Regions from separate parts of the Homo sapiens genome. Here region 2 is linked to region 1. Evidence: chromatin loops called from intact Hi-C (ENCODE). Cell type or tissue: B cell. All regions are shown on one strand. Links, peaks and the distances in the headings refer to the core of each region. The heading gives the core; the rest is flanking DNA. Region 1 overlaps RBM38 (RNA binding motif protein 38). Region 2 overlaps PMEPA1 (prostate transmembrane protein, androgen induced 1).

Evidence for each region. Hi-C counts contacts between places; a loop is a spot of excess contacts. Peaks named below come from ENCODE experiments on the same cell type or tissue, not always from the same donor. Only the 100,000 strongest peaks of a DNase experiment are listed, where the experiment ranks them.
Region 2: it touches region 1 in a loop (11-fold over the local background); 6 of 110 quality-filtered maps call a loop at or near these places.

Annotation. Positions count from the first base shown.
Region 1 is chr20:57,396,358-57,400,735 of GRCh38, reverse strand. The region is part of intron 3 of RBM38 (RNA binding motif protein 38); the gene reads right to left. Among named protein-coding and RNA genes, the nearest start is that of RBM38-AS1, 5.5 kb to the right of the region's middle. RefSeq lists enhancers at 1-770, 1,745-1,834, 1,812-2,311, 3,887-4,378 and a silencer at 2,085-2,204. In B cell, for the core only: a CTCF peak has its summit at 190 (motif pointing left); DNase peaks (open chromatin) are centred at 965, 2,225, 2,795, 3,445 and 1 weaker place; H3K4me3 peaks cover 3,177 bases; H3K27ac peaks cover 4,000 bases.
Region 2 is chr20:57,679,649-57,684,026 of GRCh38, reverse strand. All of the region lies in intron 1 of PMEPA1 (prostate transmembrane protein, androgen induced 1), which reads left to right. Among named protein-coding and RNA genes, the nearest start is that of PMEPA1, 28 kb to the left of the region's middle. RefSeq lists enhancers at 1,561-2,061, 2,371-2,420, 2,511-2,570, 2,981-3,090, 3,471-3,540 and 2 more and a silencer at 1,989-2,152. In B cell, for the core only: CTCF peaks have their summits at 2,400 and 2,601 (motif pointing right); DNase peaks (open chromatin) are centred at 1,136, 1,904, 2,626 and 3,596; H3K4me3 peaks cover 3,828 bases; H3K27ac peaks cover 3,906 bases.

The sequences.
Region 1 (4,378 bases), core at 61-4,060:
TCAGAGGCGGATCTGTTTACCAGAGAATTAATCCCACCACGTGTGCAAAGTCCAGGCAGAGCCAAGGAAGAAACCACAGGAATGGGTGGGACAGACCCCCCACATGCCACCCAAGCCCCACTGCAACGCTGGACACTGGGCACAGGCACCTAGCTGGGGTCCGGGGTGTCTGCGGAAGGATGACTCAGGGGTTCTCTGCTTCCCTCTAGTGCCGGAGCCTGGGCAACACCAAACCCCCAAATCACGGAGCCACTGAAACGGGCCACCATTAGGGCTGGAAAGGCCAGGCCATGCCGGGAGGGTTGGGCATGCAGGAGGAGCTGGCTCTGCCACAGCCCAGGAGAGGACAGGGGGACCCCGAGCCTGGTCCAGACTGGAAATCTGAGGTGCCTGCCTCCCTTCCCGTTCACACGTGGCCCAGGCAGCATTTGCACCCCAACACACCCAGGGTCAGCACACAGTCAAGAGCACCCCAGCTGACTCTGTCCACAGAGACTCAGGGGTCCAAGGGCAGGAAGAGCCCCAAGCCCGGATCCTGGCCATGCCTGTCCAAGTCGCATGGACCATCACTCAGCCCCTCCGGCCTCTGTTTCCCCATCTGTAAACTAAGGATGCTGCAGAGTCCAACAGATTGCCCCCAAGACAGAGGGCTTGGGCCTCCGGCAGAGTCTGAGAACCCCGTGGTGGGCGGGAGAGAGAAGTACAGATGGTGCTGGGGACACATGCTGCCCACACTCAAAGCAGAACTCGCAGCGAAAAGAACTGACCACGGCCCAGGAGGACTCATTTTCTGAACATAAAGTCGCCTCTGAAAATAAAAACGAAAAAGGCAAATGAGCCCATTTCACTTTCCCTGCTCTCCAGGGGCCTTGCCCCACCTCGGCAGAGACGGACCGCAGCTCTTAGGGTTCTGACTCCCGCCTGGCTGGGTGTGGGAAGGTCCCCGAGGCGCCTGGCAGGCAGGAAGCCAGGCCATGGCCCTGCCTCCCGGGAATCCCCAGTGACTTGTGAGGGGGAGGGCCGGGAGGTCTAGGGACATTCAAGTTCTGTGGGGCAGCCAGCCACAGGACACAGGTCGAACGCCCTCTCTGTGGGGCAATGCCAGGCCCGGAACAGCATCTCCACCTGAACCGGCCCAAACTCCAACTCCTGACCTTCTCCCCAAAACTGTACTGCACAGCTGCCTCCACCCCAGTCAGGGCCAAGCCCATCTCCCATTTCAAAGGCCCAAAGCTCCAGAATCTTCTTGGACTCCTCTTTCTTTCCCAGGTTCTTTAAAATAGACACCCAGAATCTCACTGTATCTCACCAGGGCCGCTGGTGCAGGCAGCACCCTCGTCTCATGCCTGGATTACTGGGCATCCTCTAAGGGCCTCCAACCACCACAATACCCTCGGCAGTCCAGGCTCAACCCAGCAGCCAGAAGCAAAAACACTCTGAAAACAAAAATGCAGACTGACCCATCCCTCCTCCGCTCGGAGCCTGCGTGGTCCGGTGTCACTTGGAGGAATGTAGCAGTGCCTCCCTGGGTCATCAAAGTCCTCTAGGAGCTGAGGCTACCCTGTCGGGCCCTGAGCCTCCCCGGCTGCTCCCTTCCCCTCCCCAGCTCCTGTCGCCTTCTGAGGCATGCTGACCTCCTTTGTCTCTGTCCTCCTCTCAGCACCTCGCTGCAGAAAGCACTGTGATTAGGAGCTGGGACCGGGTCTCCCCTCACCCCCATGGCAGGCATCCCCAGCCTGGCACAAAGCAAGCAAAGATCTGTCAGACAAGCTGACCCAGTGTCCAGCTCCCTACTCTATCCAAATGAGATCAGCAGGAAGGTCCTGATGCCCGCAAGCACACTGCAGAGTTATCAGCCTGTCCACCCTGGACACAAGGTGAAACTGAGGCTAAACGAGGAAAGCTCGAGCTTGGGCCTCCACTCAGTCTGTGATCAGGCTTCTACCCTGAGACAAAGCTGTGCCCCTTGGCCCAAGGCTTCCAGAAGAGGCTCCCCAAGCCCAGCAGCGAGCCAGGGTGAGAACTCATGCTCGGAGAAGAGCCCCCGCCACCCAAAGGCTGCTTTCTGTTTCAGCAGACAGGACAAACAACAGGTGCGGCACGGGCGCCCGCCCAGGAGGGCCACGGTGCAGCCCACGCCTGGCTCCAGATGAGCTGCCAAACAGGAAGCCTTGTGGGGGGGCAGGGGGGCGGCGGGGCCACCACGAGACACCCTGAGGGTGAAAACGTGACGCCACAGTGTTGGGGGGAGTCACTTCCTCCCAGCCCCCATGCCGCCTGGCTCTGACCTCAGCTTCTGCCCCTGCCCTGCGGTGCTCACCCTGTGCCCGCCACGGCGACCTGCAGCTGGCCTGTCACCCTGGGCCTGGGCTGCTCGCTCTTCCCCAGAAGCCAACAGGGCCCATTTCCGCCATCCTCAGTGGAGCCTTCCCCAGCACGCCCGCACACGTGTGCGTGCGTACACACACACACACACACACACACACGCCATCACCTGCAAACAGCTCCTCTGGCTTTGTTTCACTTTGTATTATAAAATAATAAAAGACTCCCAAGAAGTTGCAAAAACAGTACAGAGAGATCCTGTGTACCCTACCTCCTCCATCCCCCAAGGGCACATCAGAGTAACTAAGGACATGAGCAAAACCAGGACACTAACCCAGGCACACTGCTATGACCTGGACTGCAGGCCTTCAGCACGCTGCATCATCTTCTACACACACCAACATTCTTACATGTCATGTGTAGTTACACACAAACTGTGAAGCTTTATCACACACACAGACACATCTCCCCACCACTGTACTCGAGACGCGGAACTGTTCCGTCCCCACGCAGGCACTCATTCCGCCAGCTTCCTGTTTAACTGCACGCATCACCATGTGGGCCCACGAGTGCACAAACAGAATGTGAGCACGAGATCGGGGACCGTGTCTTTCTTATTCAAAGGATCCCTGGCACCAGGTCTGGCATACAGCAAGCACTCAATAAACACCTGATGAATGAATGATGCTGGGAGTAGCTGTCGACATTCTCCCCAGCTTGTGCATCCCATGCTCTCAAGGAGACAGACATCTTCCCATCACTGCCTCCCCAGTACGTCCTCTTGCTCTGGGGACCCAGGTGCTCTGTCCAGGCCCCGTGGTGTGCACACACCAAGGCCCCGTGATGGTAAGGGCAGCCATCTACTACCCAGTGGGCACCAGAGACCTTCACACAAAGGACGTAGGGGTCCCTGAAACTATACATGCAGTGGGGCAGGCACATGCCTGGGAGAGGGTCTCACGGTCATCATCAGTCTCGAGGCCTTGTGCTCTGAATCATCCAAGAGCTGCCATCTAGCCAGAGGGAGGCGTTGAGTCCTTGTGGGAGGGACAAGAGTCTCGCAGCCCACAGCTCAGGCCCCACCATCCTGGGATGTGTGAACTCAGCAAGTCTCTCAGTTGCTCTAAGCCTCGGTTTTGCACAGGTAATCAATCAACAGACCCTGAAGCAGGGCCGGCAAGAGATGCGTCACTGACAAACCGTGACTTCCCAGGGCCAGGCCCTCCACACACAGTCAAGTTGGCCCTGTAGGGAAGGCAGTGTGACCGTTCTCACTCACAGATGGGGAGGAGCCTGCAGAGACAGGCTGGGCCTGGCCTTAAGCCCAGGCAGACCCCCAGGGCTCTTGCTCCTGGATACAGCCTGTACCTGACACTCCGGAGTCCGAGGAGCCTGTCTTCTCATCTCAGAGCCCCTGTGGTGGCCGTGTCCTGTCACCCAGTTGTGGCCAGTGAGACTTAAGTGGAAGCCTGTTGTGGCCTCTGTGAAAACTTCCATTTTTCTGCTAAAAAAGACAGAGGCAGTTCGTACTGGCCCTTATTGTCCTTTCTGCCCTGAACGTGGGTGGGATGTCTGGAGCCGTGGCAGTCATCTTGTGACCATGAGGCAAGGTCCAAGAGACTCACAGATACTGGTCCTCATGCCACTAAATCCAGGGGACATTTGGCAATGTCTGGAGACATTTTTGGTAGTCATGACTTGGGCGAGGCAATGCTACTGGCTTCTAGGGGTGGAGGCCAGGGATATTCCACCCCCTTCAAACGTTCTATAATGTACATATGAGGCACTCTGTGAACGGGAGTCAAGGCCACAGCCAGGCCCCCTTAACAGGCAGGGAGACCCGCACCCAGGGAAGCAGCTGGCCCTTCAAAAATAACCCAAGGAGAGGCTCTGGGTGCAGCTAGTCCCAGGACAAACCTCTGCTCCCGGTGCCCTCAGCCCAAGAATGGACAGACACCCCTTGACACAGGGCACCGTTCCAGGCCAGACTAAGCTCTGCCTGGACACAGACCCTCTCCAGACTGCTGCACCTCCCCTCCCACCGGCAGGTGAC
Region 2 (4,378 bases), core at 288-4,287, 280 kb before region 1:
GCCGGGGGTGGGGCGTGGTGGGACATTTCGTCTGCAGGAGATAGAGAAGGACATCCCATAACACTCCAGGTTTCTTGGCCAGATCTTTTTATTTCTACCCCCAAAACAGACAGCCCACAGGCAGGAGTGGTCTGTTGAGCAGCTACTCCCATTGTGCCCCGCATGGGTTTATGATGGACTTTGTGCAGGTGGCTGGACAGTGTGCTTCGGAGGCCGAGAACTCCAAGAACTCTGAGAGCTGCTGGGCTCTAGTCCTTCCCTCTTGGTGGCAGCCTGGAAGCCTGTAAATTTCCCCGCGGAGTGGGGAAGTGGGGTGACTGTGCTTGTAATATTTCAAGTTATACAGTCATTCGGGGGTTCTTTCTGCTCTCTCATAATTACAGCATCTTTAAGAAGAAATATCAACATGAAGTATTTTCAGGGGAAGAGACTTTTAAAAGAAACACACACACACACACACACACACACACACGCACACAGGCCAGAACACCACCACCGAGTTAGTATAGTAATGCAAGTTCGTAATGCATGCAGGGCTGCTCGCTCCAGGAAGCTCCCAAGCAGGAATGTTCCTGAAGGATGGGCTATTAAATATTGGATCCTCAGGCTGGCAGATGCGTCTGCGCTGTAATTGGGTCTTTCCTGGAGTAATTAAAGGAAAATGATTATATTAACCCAAGTCACCAGGCCAGCATGGCATAGAGAACTGAATGGCAACAGTATTGATGTTTCCCTCCAAAAACTGGCCTCTCTCAGCACATCAAAAACGCACCCTTGGCTTGAGTTTAGGGAGCTTTCCTTTCTTTGCACTTTTTATAATTGATCGCGTGTCTCCTGGCCTTCTTTTTCTTTTTAAAAAGCAGTGGGGGATATCCGTGCCCTCTAACGTGAGCAGCCTCTACCTGCTCAGGGAGATCTGAGCTTAAGGACAAGTGTGGCGTAAATGCCCCCGGAGACTGCGGCGTGAGAGATGACATTGAAAAAGGTCTGGCTTTTAGAGCTCAAACCTGGGAGGCTTGGACTCTTTTTTCTTCTTCTTCTCCTTTTCTGAAGAGTTGGAGAAGCCGGAGTTTCAAGACCGTCTTGGTGTGCTGCCTTATTTAGGAGGCGAGCTGCTGCTCATTTGTCAGGCAAAACAGATGTGGTGGGGAGACAACATCTATTTTCATAATTCGAAACAAATCTGGCGAGCCGCCTTCCTTTTCAGCGGGGCCTGCTCATGCAGAAAGCCCAGCTCCCAGGCAGCATCTAGCAGAAATATTTATAGCTCATCCATTGAACTTTCCTTCCTCCAGGAGGAGTTGGTTTCTGCTGGCGATGGGGACACAGACTTGACAGGGAGTGGGTGCTGTTTCAGGGATTTTTTTTAAATCAAAAACTGGAGGAGTGTGGGTCACAGCCAGCGACGCAGCTGTGCCTCTCCTTCTCGTGTCCTTTCGTCTTCCAGGTGTGGGGCGGTGGGCACGGGAGCCTGCTCTGTAGCATTCAGCAGCCTCTTTACTGGGAGGGCAGTTAAAGGCTGACTTTGAAACTCCTCTGGGCCGGCGCCTAGGACCCCGACACTCCAGGGAGACCCAGAACCTGGGCCCCTAGTTACCAGTGACTTTGTGCTTAGGTATGCAAGGGCAGCGGGCTGTCATTTCCCCATTTTATGGATGAAACCACCGAGGCTCAGAGAACAGCTTGCCCAAGGTCACACAGGGAACCGCTGGTGGAGCTGGTCCCCCGCTCTGAGCACCATTCACACTCAGCTCAAGCCTTCATTCCCACTGGGAGCCTTTGCTACGCCGTCACCTCCCATCGAAGGTAGCTGTGTCTGTCTGTGTGTAATAGTGACCTAAGGAAGGAGGACAGACCCGGTATTTGGGCGAATCACCCATCTTCTGTTCATTTATCCAGTAGGTGAGCTCCTTCCCTGTGCCACTGGAGATGGGAGGACCTGGTGAATGGAACAGGCCTGAGCCTGCCCTCAGGGAGCTACTAGTCTGGTGCAGATGGGAAACAGAGTCAGATACTGAACGGAGGAGGAGATTCGACAGTGTCACATGACTGTGCCTGGGGGCTGCTTTATTGGTCTGAGAGGGTCTCTCAGCAGGGCTGACCTTGTGCTGAGAATGAGGGATGAGAAGGAGTCAGCGGTGGGAAGACCTTGGGGGGAGTACCTCAGGCAGAGAGGAGAAGCCGAGAGGGTGAGGTCTGCTAAGCTAGGTGTGGTGGCCATGTCCAGTTCCCAGCTGGCCGTGTCACCTTGAGGGGGGACTGACCAGGTTGCAGTTCCTTCTTCTGTAAAATGAGGGGGTGACTAAAGCGTACACAAGTTCTGATTCTGGGAAAACCACAGAGAATCGAGTTTTGTAAGGTGCTGCCAGCAGGGGAGGAGGTGGAGGGTACGTGGAGAGCTCTATTATTGCTTACAGAATTGAACGTGAAACGACAATGGTTGCTAAATTAAAAAGTTGGTTATTTTAAGCAGTGAAAGGTCTGGGAGGGCCGTTCCCTTCTTGATGCTGGGACCACCCTTGTAAGAGGCAGCGCCACACCATCCTCACGGTCGTCTCAGGCAGGGGACACCCTAGAGAGGTCTCTCGCTGTCACCCGCAGATGGCAGAAGTGGGACTGGCTCCGGGGCAACCCCTGGTTGCCTCGCACAGGGCTCCCTCCCTGGCAGGAAGGAGGCCCATGCAGGGTGAGGGTGCCCTCAGGAGCTCAGGCAGGCGGCAGGTTTGGAGGGACGGGGGTTCCCAGTGGCAGTGATGGAGGGGTGTTTCTCATTCCCCACTGCCGTGATTCCATGCAAGTGGATGGAGCGTGCTGGAGAGGTCAGGAAGGAGCATGGGCGCCTGCCTCACCCCTGCCCCACCAGCACTCAGGCAGGCCTCACAAATCACAATGGGCCCTGTCCCTGGTAGCACCCAGGGTTGATGAATGGGGACTCCCAGGCCCTGGGGCACTTGGAAATCCCTCATGCAAAAGGTGGAAACTAGAAGTTGTCCTGCAGATTGACATTCTCAGAACTCCTTCCCTCCCTTCCTCACTGACCCGGCCCCGACCCGTGGGATGATTTTCATTCTCCTGCCTCCAGAGAAGGACCTGTGCTTACGTCCTCACGCAGACTGCTCTCCGCCACTTTCCCTCACCCATGTATTCATTTCACAAGCATTTACGAAGTGCCTCCTGTGTGTCTGGCATGGTGGTTGGTGCCAGTGTGCGTTGATCGGTGATCAAGGTGGTTGCGACTCCAGCCTACAGAAATGTACAATCCAAGTGTGAAATGAACAACTGCCCTTTCCTAAGCGTTTGCTTTCAAAGCAGATGTTTTTAGACTAAGTTGTTGTTATTCTTCAAACCGGTTGTGTGTGGTTTCAGTCCCTGCTTCTGTCTTCACATTGAGGCCTAATTAGGAATCAGCTGTTGCCTAGCTAATGTTTATTGAGCAAGCACTATGCACCCGGCACTGTGCCTGAGATATTCACTATCATCTGATTTAATCCAGAGTTTCTCGACCTTGGTGCTGACGTTTGGGCTCAATAATTCTTTTCTGTGGGGGACTTCCCTGTGCGTGGCAGGGTGGATGTTTAGCTACTTCCCCTCGCCCACTGGATGCTAGTAACACCCCCTCCCAGTTGTGGCAACCACAAGTGTTTCCAGATATGGCCAGATGTCCCCTGGGGCAAAATCATCTCCGGTAGAAGAACCACACCTTAGCCCTAGCAGCTGCCCTTGAGGTCCCAGTCCCTTCATCTGCAGAATGCGGGTGTTGACGGGACTCCCCAAAGCGGCTCCTTGGGAGCTTTGAATGATATAATGCACTTAAAGCTCTTAGCACAACCCAGCTAAAGCTGGAGTGGCTGCAGCTCTCCCCGCTGGTGTGTCTGAGTGTCTGACGGGCAGAAGTCGTTTTTACCATCCACTCATCCCCCGACGGTTCCCTGGGGCTTGCAGTGCAAGCCAGACTCCATGCCACAAGCTAGGCTCACCTTGCAAAGATGGTCAAGGTCACAGCCATTGTGACCCTCACTCCCACCAGGGATGCCTGCGTGGACAGCCTGTACCCAAGGAACTGGAAGGCGCAGGCTCTGGCTCTAGCCAGCTTTGCACGGTTGCTCTGTGTCTCTGGGCAACTCCCTCCCCCTCTCTGGCCCTGTCCTTTTCTCATCTGACCCATTTTAGGGGCTTCTAAGCCACTCTCCTCCCCTAGAAACTCAGTATCTAAGAGGGTGAGTTTTTTCCCAAGGTTTTCCCCTGGGTCGTTTACAATTCTGATCACTTAGGGATCTCTGAGCCACTCACAGTGCCAGGTGACCACCCCCTTCCAGCATAACAAATTCACCTATGTGGCTCCAGCAGTTGCTTTCACATCCTGGGCTTCATAATTGAA